Regions from separate parts of the Mus musculus genome. Here region 2 is linked to region 1. A link is a loop called in an ENCODE intact Hi-C map of the cell type or tissue named here. Cell type or tissue: heart. All regions are shown on one strand.

Region 1 (8,000 bases):
TGCACGCTACTCTGATCATTCCTATCAAGTTAGTCATTCAGTAACAGCTCCAGAAATGTTTACTAAGTGCCAACAACGTGCCAGGGACATTTAGACCCGAAGCAAACAACCCAGGTAGGGTGTCTTTCTTGGAACATATATACTGCTTGGGTGAATTGAATTGTTTTATTTCAAAGTGAAACCAAGGCCCAACAAAAATGGAAGAACCAAAAACTCTGCCAAGGCAGAGACCCCCATGGTAACTAACAGGGGAGCGCTTTCCGAATTGCACTGGTGTGTGTCAGCAGGGGGAACTATTAGCTACAGATTTCCATGTGTTCTGAGACTCAGCCGGCCACCCCTGGAATCAGAGGTCTGTATTTCTCAGCAGCTCTCTCAGTGTTTCTGATGCGGCCTGTCTAGAGCCGTTTTCCAAATGTTTGTCCTAGGACCACTGACCCTGAAGCCCATTTTCTCTGTGTCTGTCAAAGTTCCACACTATCCAAAAGGCAGTTTCAGCTGAGTAACTGCAAGAGACTTCCAGAGGGATAACTTGCAAATGTGTGCTAGGGTCTCCAAAGAACGGCAGAGAACCCCAAGGTGGGTCACACAATGCATAGCAACTGTCGGTATTTTAAACTCAGGAGGTCAGAGGGTGCTCCCCAGAATCAGAAGACAAGAAAGGACCCCCCAGAAATACTCATTAGTGGAGAAATGTAGCCAGTTAGTTTGAGCCAAATCCACCTAGAATATGGAAGGCCAAACAGCTATTGTCCATGGCCACGTAGACCAGCCTTCAGGGGGTAGCGAAGAGGATGGACAGTGCTGGAGGAGCACTCACAGGAAGAGCTTCTAGACCATGCATTCTTCAAATTGCACGCAACTTTGTTTGTTGCTTCATGTCTCCTCACTGTCTTTATTGCCAGCGACAACCCAGGCAAGCAATGCCAAGTTGTTTGCCTCTTCCTTTTCCTCCTCCCCCCCTCTTCCTCCTCCTCCTCCTCTTCTCTTCCTCCTCCTCCTCCTTCTCCTGTTCTTCTTTTCATAGCCAATGATATCAACGAGTATTCTCTATAGTACGTGTACAGTGATGGATTTTTTTTGTCTCTGTCTCTAACGTGTGTGTGTGTGTGTGTGTGTGTGTGTGTGTGTGTGTGTGTGTGTGAGAGAGAGAGAGAGAGAGAGAGAGAGAGAGAGAGTTTTGATGTTTGATGTCTTATTTTTCCACAATCTCTACCTCATTTTAAAAAGCTGTGTTCATCATCCTCATCATTAGCATGAGGGTATATGATGTGTATATATGTGTGATGTCTTTATGATACAATACTATAGCATGTGTGTGGACGTTAGATCACAACTCTGTGGGATTGAGTTTCTCTGCTCACATTAATGTGGTTCTGAGGGTTGCGCTCAGGAAGTTAGGCTTTTGTGGCAAGCACCCTTTACCCTCTGAGTCTTCTTTCCATGCCTCCTCTTTATTTTTCCAGACAGGGGGTTGTTCAATGAACTCGGAGCTCTTTGCTTCAGCTAGAGTAGCGGCTAAGTAAGTACTGGGAACCCTCTTGTCTCCACCTTGCCATCACTGAAATTACAGGTACTTGTCACTGTGTCTGGCTTTCACATGGGGTGCTGGGATCTGAACTCAGGTCCTCAGCTTACCCAGCGAGGGCTTTACCCACTGAGCCATCCATCTCCCCAGAGCATTAAAGGAGAGAACACTTCAAAGTAGGTGCATTACAGTTTTACAGCAAAGGAAATTAATTTACAGATTATGCAACTGACCAGTCACGCAGCAATATAAGCGATAAGTGATTGACTGGAGACCGCATATCTTACACCAGAGCCCATGCTATCAGCCTCTGCGTTTTCCCAGAAAAACACACATCCGAGTCACTCTGGGTAACTTCAGTGTGTGTGGTACTTGTTTTCTTGTACATAACTTTGTCATCATTCACAAGGGTGTTTGTGTTTATTAATTATTACAGGTTTCCTCTTCAGATCCAGGAAGCACCTTGGGCCTTGTGGAGCAACTGTTTTCCGCACGATTTGCCCTTCTTTTTTTTCCCCCCTATGCCCTGTGTAATGAAGAATGCAGCTCAGAGCCATTGTAGCAGTTCACTCTGAATGAGGGTTTCTCCAGGACTTGGTTCTTTTAACGGTAAGCCCAGGACAGATCCCGATGTGGCTGGGGTGGTTGACGATTGCCATGTTTTTAAAGCAGGCACAATTTTATAATGAGAAGACCAGACATTCTCAAACCACATTAAAAAAAATCAATAAAAATTAGAAACATGTTTGGAAAAGATACACACATGATGAATGAAGACTTAAATATATCGTTCTTCATACCTTATGAGCCTGGGATCTGGTTAGGGTTCATCTCATGGCATCTTAAAGCATAATTCATGAGTCTTCCTTAGGATCATTGGAGAGGCAGAAGTCATGTGATATGATGGGGAAGAGGAACTGGAAGACAGTTTGTTCCAGACAAGTCAGCTTGGCATCTAGAGATGTCAAGTGATGAAGGATGCAGGCTGTTGCAACAAAGCCCAGAACCCCATCTCCTTTAATCAGGTCCTAAGCATGTGACACCTGTCTCAAACACAGATGATGTTTATTTCACTGTGTTGTAACCACTTGTTTGTTGTTTGTGTCCCTTGCTAGACAGAAAGACCCTTGAGGACAGCATGCAGCAATCTGGAGATTTACAGTTGTCCCTGTTCCGTGGTCCTAGCTCAGTGACTGTTGAAAGCATCTTCAGCTACAAAGGAAGGGCACTTTCTCAAGGTCTGTGTTTGGGCTTTCTCAATTCAGAAAAACCTGTAACTTTCTAAGCCTGGTCTGAAGACATCAGGTATTCAAGTGGGCACAGGGGAGGCATAACTCCCTACACTATAAAAGGCGTTCCTGCTAAGCAATTTCCAACCTTGTCTGCCTCTGAGGTCTCTCTTGACTCTTCTTCATTCCTCCACCTGCCTTTTCGATTATCTTGCTTTTGGATCTCAAATAACCTTACTTCATCCTTAATGTTTGGCAGGATGCCAGGCAAATGAAAAAAAAAACAAGTGATTTTTTTTTGGGGGGGGGAGGGTTTGGGGTTTATTTTGGGTAGGGAAAGGAAGTAATTTAACTCGCATAAGTGGTGAGGCTTCTGTAGGAGACCATTCAAGAGTTGGTGTCAATGTGTATGTCCTGAGAAGGTGGTAAGAGGGACCTTGGGACACAACTCACTTTGAAATGCATTCCCGTTGTGCTAGCATGCTGCATGTCCAGATGAATTTGTTCTATGGCTAGAATCGACAAGATTGACGATCGTTTCAGGCATAAGTAAGGCTGAGTTATGGTTCTACTATGTACCCAAAGTCCGGATAGGAGGCAAGATCTCTGGAACCCCAAGACTGGTGTCCTTTGCTCTCTTGCAGTCCTGAAGTCTTACAGCCTGCAAATGTCTGGCTCCTGCAATGCCTGGCGTCTCCCATTTTTCTGATACTAACCGGACGGACGCGAAGTGAGAAGCATGGGTTTAGCTTCTGGAGAAAGTCTCCCAGTGCCCGGAGACAGTGGCTGAGAGAAGAGAAGAAATGGCAAGAAAGATAAAGCATGGCTTGGGGCTTCTTTACCATTAGGGGAGAAGATACCCACTTACAAGTGCTATTAAAGCCTGTGGTTAGATTTCACCAGTGTAAATTATTCACGGAGAACTGCCAAGGGTTTTCCCTCCCTGCAGGGTGAACAGCTGGCATTCTGCACTTCCCTGCCTTGCTAGTCTGGTGGGTTTTTTGAAGACTAGCGCCCTCTGGGGGTTGAAGTGAGAAAAACCAATCTAGGAAGAAAAAAGGAGGAAGGGTTTTTGCCCTTGGCTGCTCTTACCTAGTGATGAAAGCTGAGGGGCTTTGGAGAGAAATACTTTGTAATGCTACACTGAGTGTGTAGTGCCACATGACCTTGGGGCTAGTGGTATTTGAGGCTGCTTAATTGTCTTAAGCTAATGTGGCCTCGGCAGTACCACATCCCATGGAAGAGGTTTCCAGGGTATCTAGAGAGCCAGGCTCACTTTCTGTGTTTCCTGTAGGAAGGTACGAGGTATAACAGGACTCAAGACTAAGCTGAATGTGACTGTATGAACCTGAAACATCTAATACTTGGGAGGCTGAGGCAGGTGGGTCACTGGGAGTTTGAGGCCAGCCTGGACTGCATAGGAACTTTTGACACAGTCTAGGCTTCAGACGGAGATGCTGCCTCAAAATGAAAGATTGAAGGCTTGTCGAGAAGACAGGGTGGGCAGTGGTGGTGGTGCACACTTTTAATCCCAGCACTTGGGAGGCAGAGGCAGAAGGATCTCTTTCAGTTTGAGGCAAGCCAGATTTCTATATCAAGTTCCAGGCCAGGCAGGGCTACAAAGTAGAACCCTGTCCTGCAGGAGGAGGAGGAGGAGGAGGAGGAGGAGGAGGAGAAGGAGGAGGAGGAGGAGGAGGAGGAGGAGGAGGAGACGACAATATGTCAGACATATGACAGAATGGCTATATGACTCCTGGAGAAAGCGGCCTAGCATTTGTAAAAGCACTCAATCCATACAGGAGTCAAACTTACCTCGTTGATTTCCTTAAGAAGAGGAATTCTGTCCTCTGCTTTCAAGGCCTTGCTTGAACTTACTGGTAAGTTACTAATGTGTGACTCAAACTGTTACAGAAAGGGCCACGTTGGGGGAAGAGGCAGCAGGGAGGAGATGGAGGGCTTGCACAGCTGTGACAGAGGAAGCCTGAGAAGTCTGCCCGCGGCGATGCTGAGCATCAGAGAGAGGATGCCAGCCTCCTCGCCTCCTTTTCATCCCTCTAAAATGGAATTCCAAAGCTCAGGCCCACAACTCAGTCTAAGAGGACTTTGCTACACCTCAGCATCTCAAACACCCATTTGGAGAGCGGATTGTGTCTCTGCTTTCTGCATTCCAGTCACTGTGATGTATTTCTACGACTATATGTGTGTGTCATATATGTATGTGACTATATGACATATATATGTATGTATGTATGCATATATGTATACACACACACACATATATACACATATATATGACTAGATCTCTGCCCTCTTCTGCAGCTGAGGTGCTGACCCGGAAACTGAGGCAGACAGCAGTGGACGGACCACCTGAATTCTCTCCATCCATACTCTTTCATTGGTTCACCTTCCAGCTGACTGTGTGGGTGTGTATGTTTGCTGGCTCCCTCTGGAGCATGAACTCTCTAAGGTCCTGGGTACTGCAAGTTAGTAGTGCTATGGAGATACCAGAACAATCTTTACCAGCCTTCAACTAGTGGCTCGTATTTAAACCCACCACATCAGCTATAGACTGTAAGGAGAATAACATCACGTCCAGGGCATTGATGAGGCCAGACTTAAAGGCAATGGTGTAAGACTTTTACATGTGAGTGCTCTGGAATTTCATAAAGGCAAAAGTGGACGTCAAAAAGCCAATGCTAATTACAGGAAAGAATTCTCCAAAAAAAAAAAAATGTTTGCCATTGCCTCGAGCAATATGATCTAACATTCACTGTATGAACTCTGTCTCAAGAATTCAAACTTCTCCTCTACAAGATCCCGAAGCCTCAGAAGAGGATTTGTGTTTACTTCTTTCTCACTGGATCTCAAATGGCTACCAAATTTATCTAGTGTATTACATCACCATTGTCTCTCCACCAAGACCAAGGGCCAGAATTCAGGGGAGACCTCTCTAGGTGGGAGCTTACTCCTGTAAGATTGCTATCATGTCATGGTCACCAAAAGGCTTAACAGAGAAATGACTTCCAGGACTGTTTCATTACATGCTTAGTGATCGGAGCGATGTCACAGTGAGACTCTTTATGGATCTGCCAAGGGTCCCTGTGGCCTGGTAGTTCCTGAGGGTGAACCATCTAAACGGCCCAGTCAGCAGCTCTATGCAGTACTTCTCTGACCCGATCTCAGGAGCGAGACTCTATCACGTGTACTGTGTCTTTGGTCACACATGTCAGTCCTGATTCAGCATGAGGAGACCACATGAGCTATGGACACCAGGAAGGGAATGAGGTTCGCCGGGGACCATCTTGCCCCCTGGTTATTAAGGGATTCTATAAACATTCCATAAGAGGTTTGGGGTCAGGGGCACTGAGATGGTCCAGTGATTGAGAATGTTTGCCATATGGGTTTGATTACTTGAATTCGATCCCCAGAACCCTGAAAAAAAAAACAAGAGATGCCCCTAAAACAAGGCTTAAAAAAAGAACGGATTCCTGATATTCTTTAATCTCCATATACATCCATGTGCACTCACGCTCACACACACGTACACACACTAGCCAATATGAAGAAAGAGGTTTTAGGAAGAAAATATATGGAACAGCAGAACATTCAATCATATCGAGATGGGCTTTTGACTCTCAGGCCAAAAAATATTTAAAACAAAATTTTTTTTATCATCTAATTCCCCATCGTGACATTTACCCCAGCAGGCAGTGACCTACACCCTCTAGGTCAAACATTTTATAGCCTTCAGCAAGCTTTGCTCTGATAGAAACCCCTTAGCAACAAGCCCAGCAAATTGCAATTATAAAAACATGTCTGCTTCTCAGGAGGAATGCTGAGTCCTCAGTCAGCTGGCTTTCATCTGAGAGTCAGACCAGAGCTTGGTCAGAGTGTTGCTACAGGCAGGTGTTTTCTGGGGCAGGATGTGGTTGCACAGTGGCGCTCGCTCTCTGTCAGTCTGGGCAGAGGGATTCCACTGGCCTGATTGTTGCACGCTTGCTTCCTGAACAGGAAGTCCCTACCGCTTGGTGGACAGGTCCGTCCAAAACAAAACTGTTTGTATCCCAAGCCCCATCCCTGTGCTGAACCCCGAATGCTGTGGAACAGAGGTGACCCACGGACTCGATCATCAGCTACCACTCCCTATGGAGTGTTTACATTTATCACTCACTGGCTAACAAAGTCAAGCTATTTCCCCCGCAGAAACAAAAGCATAAACAGAAACACAGAGGGAGCAGCACTGAACAACGGCAGAGAAAATGACTGGTAGACTGGCAGACTGGCATATAGAGCCTTAGCAAACAGCTGAAGGCATGACCCAGGGCCTCCAAGATTATCTTGTAGAAAGAGGTTTCTTCTTCCCCTCCTCGTCGTCGTCCTTCTCCTCTTTTGCCTTCTCCTTCTCTTTCTTCTACTTCTCTCCTCCCCTCCTTCTTTCTCTCCCTTTCATTCTTTGTTTCTTTTTTTCTCGTTATTTGGAACTATACACACACATACACACACACACACACACACACACACACACACACACACACACAGAGAGAGAGAGAGAGAGAGAGAGAGAGAGAGAAAGAGAGAGAGAGAGAGAGAGAGAGAGAGAGAGAGAGAGAGAGAGAGAGAATTCTATTTCTTTAGTGGGCAATAGGTTAAAATGTATTGCTGTTACCTTTGAGCTTTCTTGAAAGAACACTCTGCAGTTAGCATTATCCTCCTCTACCCTCTGCTGAAGCATCCTGGTACACTCTTCTCCCATTTTACAAACATGTTTTCACAGACCATCCACTCCTTGGCATTGTGTCTGTTTCCATGTGCTGGCCTGTTTGGTTATGCCCGGTTGACCCACCTGAAAGATAAGCTTTGGTAGGCCTGAAGGTTCACATTCATAATCCTGGACCGGGAGGCCGAGAGAAAGAGGTTTCTTCAAGCTTGGGGTCAGCCATGGCTGCATGGTGAGGTCCAGGCCATGGGAGGCTACAGAGTGAGATTCTGTCTCAACAAAACAAAACAAAACAAAACAAAACAAAACAAAACAAAACAAAAAAAAGTAGCCAAATGAATAAGTAGTGAAGTCTATAAGAACACAAATTTTGCTTACTTTGCTGTTTGTTACCCCCCTCCACAAACCTAGAAAATAAATGACATTATGTTTGCTGATAAATAATTATTTTTTAAAAAGTTCTGCAGCAAGTCAGTTGTAGGCTGCTAAATCACTTCCCCAGTCTTTTGAGTCCAGATTTGACACA
Region 2 (8,000 bases), 350 kb before region 1:
CATGAGCCCCAGGGTTCAGAGAAAGACCCTGCTTCAGAGGAATTGGTAAAATGGTTTAAGAGGCAACGAACACAATCTTCTAGCCTCCACACATGCACAAAGGTACAATAAAAGGCTCAAAGGCAGGGCGTGGTGGCGCACGCCTTTAATCCCAGCACTCGGGAGGCAGAGGCAGGCGGATTTCTGAGTTTGAGGGCAGCCTGGTCTACAAAGTGAGTTCCAGGACAGCCAGGGCTATACAGAGAAACCCTGTCTCAAAAAACAAAAACAAAAACAAAACAAAACAAAAAAAAAAAAAAGGCTCAACTATTTTCATGGGTATAAATTTGATGGTTGCAGACAGATGACAGTAAAACAAACTTTCAAATAGAAAAAAATTTATCTAAAATTAAAAGAGACTTAGTTCTAAGTATCTGTTTACCATATATATAGATAGATAGATATAGATATAGATATAGATATAAATAATTTTATCTTACTTCACTCCAAAAATGTATATATGTATTTTTGAGAAAGAAGTATTCAGGACTGGAAAGATGATGTAGTGGTTAAGAGCAGAGCACTGGCTGCTCTAACTGTTGCCCATAACTGTAGCGACATGGGATCTGATGTCCTCTCCTGTTATGTAGGCATAAATGCAGACAATACACCCAAATGCATCAAATACATAAATAAATCTAAAAAAAGCATTGCCTTTCTTCATTCCCAAATATCCTGGCTAATTCCTTCAAAATGTTTTGAATGGCATCTCCTCCTACATTTAATGCAGAAACTAAGAACATTAATGTACCATAAAACTTAAATAAATGTCTCGGGGCTAGTGAGATGGCTCAGCGGGTAAGAGCACTGACTGCTCTTCCAGAGGTCCTGAGTTCAAATCCCAGCAACCACATGGTGGCTCACAATCACCCATAATGAGATCTGATGCCCTCTTCTGGTGTGTCTGAAGTCAGCTACAGTGTACTTACATATAATAATAAATAAATCTTTAAAAAAAAATGTCTCTAGTAGTATTAATCCTTAAGTTTTTCCAAAGCATTTAAACATTTCAAATGAATAAGTTTCTCACAATCTATCTAATATTGGAAAACAATGTATACAATTTTTGTCAAGCTGTACCATACAGAATTCAATTTATATATTAACACAAAATCATCTTACTGGTCCTCGAAGACAGTATTATGCTTTCAGCAAAGATAAAAATTCACATACAAATCAGTAGAATTGCACAAGTTCCACCAGCAATATTCTAAGCATTGTTAGGTCATTCATTCACCTAATAACCCGAGACTGGCACTCCTCACCAATTTACAGACCAATAAACTGAAGCACAGAGGCTAATTAACTTCCCAAGTTGCAAAGCTTGTAGGCAAGGCCTCAGGAAGTCCCTGTCCAGAGCCCTTTTCCTTTTTCAGACAGTTTCATGCAGCCTAGGAAGGCCTTGAGTGTACTGTGCGAACAAAGCTGGCCTTGAATTCTTCAATTCCTGCTTCTACTCCCAAAGTAATGCAGGTCTCGGCTTCAGAAACTCTTAACTAGCCAGCTGTGTCTCTTAAAGTGTAGAAACTATCACCTCATAAGAATCCACGATCATCTCAAAACAAAACAAACAAACAAAAAAAGATTTATTTTTATTTAGTGACAAATTAGATAAAACATGAGTATTTTAGGCTGCATTATTTTTTTTTAAATCTTACAGAGAGTGTGTGTGTGTGTGTGTGTGTGTGTGTAGGCCATGTGGAGGGGTGCCCTCATAAACCAGATGAGGGTATCAGATCCCTTGGTAAGCCACCCAATATGAATGAGAACCAAATTAGAAAGCAGAGAGAGAGCTCTTAAGAGCTCAGCTCTCTCAAGCTGCATCCTGAATTGTAAGAACTAAAGACTACTGGGTGGAAGGGACAGTAAGGCCTACAATCCCAGCAGCCAAGAGGCTGAGGCAGGAAGATCACTTTGAGTTCAAAGCCAGTCTGGACCACAGAGTAAGGAGATCTTATCTTTAAAATGCAAGAAAATGAGGGCAGGTAACAAACTCTGCAAATTACATATTAGAGGAAACTCTTTAACTTGAATTTGAGGATTTTAATGAATACACAACCAACAGATTTTTAATAGAAGCAGATTTATCTGCAAATGTTTCACAGGCCCCCAAAATAACCTTCAAAGCACAAATCTTGACAGTATGCTAAACAATTTTCCCAAGATACTCTGGCAACTCTAAAATAGATCAAAGAAACGGCGTGTGGACAGTAAATACAGGTATTATAATGTAAAATACTTTCCATACTTTCCTTAAAACCTTAGCAGGGGCCCGGGCAGGACAGTGGTGGCTCACGCCTTTAATCCCAGCACTTGGGAGGCAGAAGCAGGCAGGATTTCTGAGTTTGAGGCCAGCCTGGTCTAGAGAGTACAATGAGTTCCAGGACAGCCAGGGCTATAGAGAAAAACTCTACTGGAAAAACAAAAACAAAAACAAAAACACCTTAGCTGGGTATAGTGACTTTAATCTTAGCATTTGGGAGGCAGAGGTAGGTGGATCTCTGTGAGTTCAAAACTAGCCTGATCTATAGAGTGTGTGCCAGGATATCCAGAACTACACTGTAAGAACCTGAAGAGAAGAGACAGAGACAGAGACAAAGACAGGGAGAGGAGGTGAAGAGACAGAGACAGAAAGAGAGAAGGAGAAGACCTTATACTCAAGTATAGACCTACTGATTTTCCCCTATGCAAAAATCACAAATTTAAATGATCTCCACGGTTTAAAAGAGAGAGAGAGAGAGAGAACGGGGAAGGTGAAAGGCGATACTAATCATAGTTTCAAGCCCATCGGATAACCAGCAGTTCCAAGGACGGGTACTTAAAATAACTGCAAACTGCAAAGAACTGTCTGTTGTTTAGCACCTGGTCCAACAGTATACAAGATCCAAGGTGGTTAAAAGGGCTCACAGCAACTCAAAGTCACAAAATGATGACTCTGGACCATCAAAAGATGTTTAATTACATTCTGCATCCTGACTTAAGACAGATAAGAATTGTATACTTAATTTTAGCTTTTCATCCCAATCAGTTAAGCTAGCTTTTGATGCTTTAGAATAAGCCTGCAATTACCCCGTAAACTCAACTAATCAAGTGGAAAGGAATTCATTTCAAAGTCCCTAACAGCAAATGTTTGTCTCCTGAGTCAAAAAGCACTTGGTGTATAAAAGGTACACAAAGCAGGAGGGAAGCGGAGGGAGAATAAAATTAGAAGCTCTAAGAAAACAGAATAGCCAGTGTCTGTAAACACTAGCTAAATTTGTCTCCCACAAAACAAAGTGTGGGCACGGGGTGCCACATCAGCAGAGCTCCTGTTTTTGTTGGGCTTCTAAATCATCCGCTAGTTTCCTGAATTATTAATTTCAGTAATGGTTTTAAGCAGCATCGACTCTGGAGTGAGAACGTGATAATGTCTTTCTGATTTATACCACAAAACCAAATACTGGTCTTACACTTTTTGCCTTGTGGTAACACCAAGCTGGGGGCGGGGGGGCGGGGGAGAAACATACTTTTACTTTACTTTTAAATTATAACCATTCGAGGGAGCTCGTGTCTAGCCCAGACGCAACTTATCAAAAGAACTGTTACACCACTGAACAAAACTCCTTTTCAAAGAAGTCCGCTGCGACGCTTGCTCTCTCTCTCTCTGACTCCAAACGAAAACCTGAAGAACGCACAGAAAAACAACCTTGTGGCCCCGGTACTTTTGCTCGCCTCCAAGAAGGAAGTCTCCCTCCAAACAGGAAACAGCAAACAGCTCCTCCAGAGGTTCCAACTGGGAATCCTAGAATAACCGAACCCCTAACCCAGTCCTCAGGAGGAGGAAATTCGCCGCGCTGCTAGGTGCCAACACACCTGACAAGGCAGACGACGAATACCAGGAAAAACGATTTCAAAAAACTGACCCACGAAAAGAGGAAGGGGAGAGAAGTCACAAATCACTGCCAAAAAGCCCAGCCGATCGCAAAGAGAATTAAGTTTCTTCCTGTGCTTCCAATTCTCTATGACAAAATGTCTGTGTGTGTGTGTGTGTGTGTGTGTGTGTGTGTGTGTGTGTGTGTGCGCGTGCATAGTAGATGTGGGGGTGTGAGTGCATTCTTTTTTAAACCAATCTGTACCAAGCCACCGAGTAGCAGAGCTGCAAGTGCCACTTTCTCAAGTTCGCGATCGCCCTCCCCCATGGAAGTCAGGGGCTCCCAGAGGGCGCAGGGCAACGGGTCACGGGTTCGAGCCCCGCTGTCCCGCACAAGGACCGACGAGGGGAGAGCCCGATTGGAGCCGACCCGCGTGCGAGGAGCCCAGTGGCCGGCGCGGTAGTGCTTACCCATGCTGCGGCTCTGGCGGGGAGAGCGCGGCCCCGCGGCCCCTTCTGTGCACCGGCTCAGGCGCGGCGGGGAAGCGACTCCATCCGCCCGCGGCGCGCTTGGCCGCTCCTCACGCCCGGCCTCGGCCGCAGCCCCGGCAGGCGGGGGTGGGAGGGGGGGTGGAGAACGGGGTCCGCGCCTGAGCACAGGGCGCACTCAGCCACGCTCCCGGGCCGCTTCCGCTCGCAGCTGGCTGAGGCACTTGGCGGGGTCTCGCACGGTCAGCCCGCACCCGCTCCCTCGGAGGCGGAGCGCGCCACGCTCGAGAACGCGGTGGCAAGCCACGGGCCCAGTGTGAAGAGAGTCGGGACCCGGCTGGGGCGAAATCTCGCGAGAACGATCTGGGATTCCCGGCCACGCCCCCTGCGGCCCCCGCGCGCGCCACCCAGGCTCCGGCAGCTGGTGCCAGGTGCGGTGACGTCACGCGGGGGCGCGCGCCACCATCCTCCAGGTGTGGCGGGCTGCGGGCACTTGGTCTCCCTGGGGTGTACGACACAGCTGGCTGCCCGGCCCATACAGATACCAAAGGGGTTCTGCAAAATGAGCCCCGGTTACCCCACTTTCTTTTTTCTTTCTTTTTTATTTATTTTTTTTTTTTGCAAAGGTGTCGCTTGTGAGAGATCTAAAAGAGAACAGCTATGGGAGCGAGAACTTCGAAGTTCAAGGCGGGGTCCCCTTCCCCCCCCCGCAAATGTGGGGACCCCACAGTTCACCTACAGAGTTCCCTGCGGGTCAAAAGCAATGTTTTTCTTTGGGGTGGGTGAGAAACGCAGTGAATTTTTCATAGGCATACATTATTGTATTCCTTGAGTCTCTTGTTGGCCAAAGATGACTTCCTACACCCTCTTTTGAAATAGAAATCGTTCTAAATTAGGCATCGTGGTTTGAAACATTGCCAGGCATTATTTTTTTTTTCCTCTAGAGTCAATATGAAGGCCGGCGTAGGATTATTGTAATCAAACACGAGCTTTCTTCAACTTATTGACAAATTTAATTAATATGACCTTAATTTTCCTCCCCTCCTATTTGAAAAAGTCAACTTCAAGGCCTGAGCAAGTATGGGGGAGCAACGTGTTGACTGCCAACTATTGTGCCTAGTGTTGGTTTTTTGTTTTTTTTTTTTTTTTCAAGAAATTACGCCTTTGAATTCTCACAGCTACCGGACACTTAAACTGCTTTGCCCGTTGGAACCAGGCCGACTTGGGTCTCTGAAACTCAGCTCTGCCGTTTATTTTTTTGTAGGTCCCTGGGTGAATGAACCTGACTGGAGCTTTAGCAGTTAATGTGTTAAAAGAAATGTTTATTTACAGTGTAGAACAAGAGTAGAGACTTTGTAAATAGCCATTCCCACTCCCTCCTATAGCCCCGCTTTGAGCATCTTTCACTACTCCTAAAAAGATTGCCAATGGTGAATTCTGAAGCAAAACTTGTAGAAACAAGTGGATAAAACAGTTGCAATTAGTTCTGTGCAAGAAGAAACAAGGAAAACATTTCATTTGCACAAATAAACAAGATGTCAGCAGGGTATCACTGAACTCACTTGCCTTGTATTAGTCAAAGACTATTTATTGAGCAATACGTTCATTGTCTCCTCCCAAGCAAAGAACACAAATAAAAAATTCATAGCCCTTATCCTTCGTGACTTTGCATTCTGTTTCAAAGGCAAGACATGAACACAAAACAACTTAATAAACAGCCTAAAGTAGACCAAGTTGGGTTGTAAGAACCTAAAAGAAATTAAGTTATGACCAGCAAGGGAAGTCTCAAGGAGAGAGGCTGCACAGAGAAGTAAAACCAAAAACTCTCACAGTTCTAAAGCTAGGAGTGTCTTCCAAAGATAAAACCATGAAATCCAGGATTGTATTTATTTTTACATGTATGTGTTCCACATGTCGGTGCACCACATGCTTGCCTGTTCCTGTGGAGACTAAAAAAGGTCCATAAATCCCCTAGACTGGAGTTCCAGGCAAGTTTGAGCCACCAGATGGGAGTGCCAGGAACCAAACCCAGGTCCCCTACAAGAGCAGCAGGTGCCTTTAACAGCTGAGCCGGCAAGATGGTTCTTTGGGTAGCCAATGGATTCTTTTCACTCTGACCATTTACACACACACACACACACACACACACACACACACACACTTTTTAATCTTCTGCACAGTGAACATGTTAATCTGGCGTCATGAGACATCACATACTCTGTAACTGACACGATTTCCAACCAATCCAAATAATGTCTATCTACCATCATGTTTTCCTGGAGTTTTCTTAGGACTTAATCAAAAAATAAATAACTGCATTAAAATATTTTCCTGTTGGTAAAACTTTGTGACAAGGACCAATATAGTACCGAAGTGTTAGCAGTTACTCTAGGCTCCGCCCAACAGCTACCCAGCAACTAGTGTTGGCTTTGCCTGCCAGGTGCAAGCCAACCTGGCATATAAGAATTGTTCGGCTACCCTAGCTCTCTGTCTCTCTGTCTCTGTCTCTCTCAGTGTGAGTGTGTCTGTCTGTCTGTCTGTCTGTCTGTCTGTCTGTCTCTATGTCTCTGCTCTGTCTCTATCTCTGTCTCTCTCTCTCCTTCCAGTGTTCCCAACCCACCTCTTTCTCTCTTTCTCTTCTCTCTTTCTGTCATTCTCTGTCCCCCTCCTTTTTCTACCCCTTTTCCAGGTCCCCTTCCCTTCCCCCATAAACTTCCTTTTGTACTAGGCTTGTCGTAGGGTGGTGACTCCTCAGGGGAACACCTTGGCCTGCCAGCTGAGGTGCCCCTCCCACCTCTTTATGCCACCGTTTTATAAAACACAACAGAAGGAAAATCGAATGTTAACTAAATCGGGTTGTTTTTAAGGTACTTGTTGAGCGCAGAAGTTGCCAGCAACTAATTCTTCTTTGTTTCTTTGTTCTTAGTTTCAAAATACTAGGTTTCCTGAACAGTGTTTTAATTGTTATCTTGTTTGGCTTGGCTAATTTCTGCTGCAGTTAAGTTTCTACCACCTCGATATTTTTTTTAAAACTGCTCTTTAGAAAACAATTGTAGGAAATTATAATCTTAATCACAAAGCGTATACAGTGAGTTCATAAAAAAAAAAAATCTGAGCATACAGCCTCCCTTACATTCTCCTATACCCTACCCTCTGCTGGAACTGGTGTCCCATCCATCAGCCGGTGACAGGATCCTGTTATTCCACTAGCAGTTTGGGGGATACGCTCAGACATGTGACCACTCTAAGCATTCCCACTCTTGTTGTCTTTTAAAAGTTTTAAATCTAGGCCTGGTGGGGAGGCTCAGTGGTAGGATGTTTACCTGGTGTGTGCAAGCTCTAGGTTCCTTCTCAGCTCTGAAAACTTGTTTTTAATTCATCAGTGATGATAATAAAGGAAAAGAAAAGAGAGATGAAAACAATAATATGATGGCCCCATTCAACGGCATCACCAGTCTGCCTACTGCAGGGACCTTTTTAATGTTGCTGTCTGCACTAGATTGGATACCAATGTCATAGGCTCCTCAAAGGATCTCTACAGGAGTCTCTTTCAAGAACTAATAGTCCCCCAGAATGTTAAAGCTGTCTATTGGTGACAGGTTCTCACTTTGTAGCCCAGGTT

What was found. Peaks named below come from ENCODE experiments on the same cell type or tissue, not always from the same donor. Only the 100,000 strongest peaks of a DNase experiment are listed, where the experiment ranks them.
Region 2: a loop joins it to region 1, with 2.9 times the contacts of the local background. A loop is called at or near these places in 3 of 42 quality-filtered maps.

What each region holds. Positions count from the first base shown.
Region 1 is chr17:43,226,294-43,234,293 of GRCm38, forward strand. No RefSeq gene overlaps it. Among named protein-coding and RNA genes, the nearest start is that of Adgrf1, 40 kb to the right of the region's middle. In heart, CTCF peaks have their summits at 3,783 (motif pointing left) and 3,986; DNase peaks (open chromatin) are centred at 3,758 and 6,738.
Region 2 is chr17:42,871,953-42,879,952 of GRCm38, forward strand. It overlaps Cd2ap (CD2-associated protein), which reads right to left and starts at 4,472. Exons shown (of 18, transcript NM_009847.3): 1 at 4,361-4,472. The coding sequence starts at 4,364. In heart, a CTCF peak has its summit at 3,794; DNase peaks (open chromatin) are centred at 3,879 and 4,749; H3K4me3 peaks cover 2,669 bases; H3K27ac peaks cover 2,383 bases.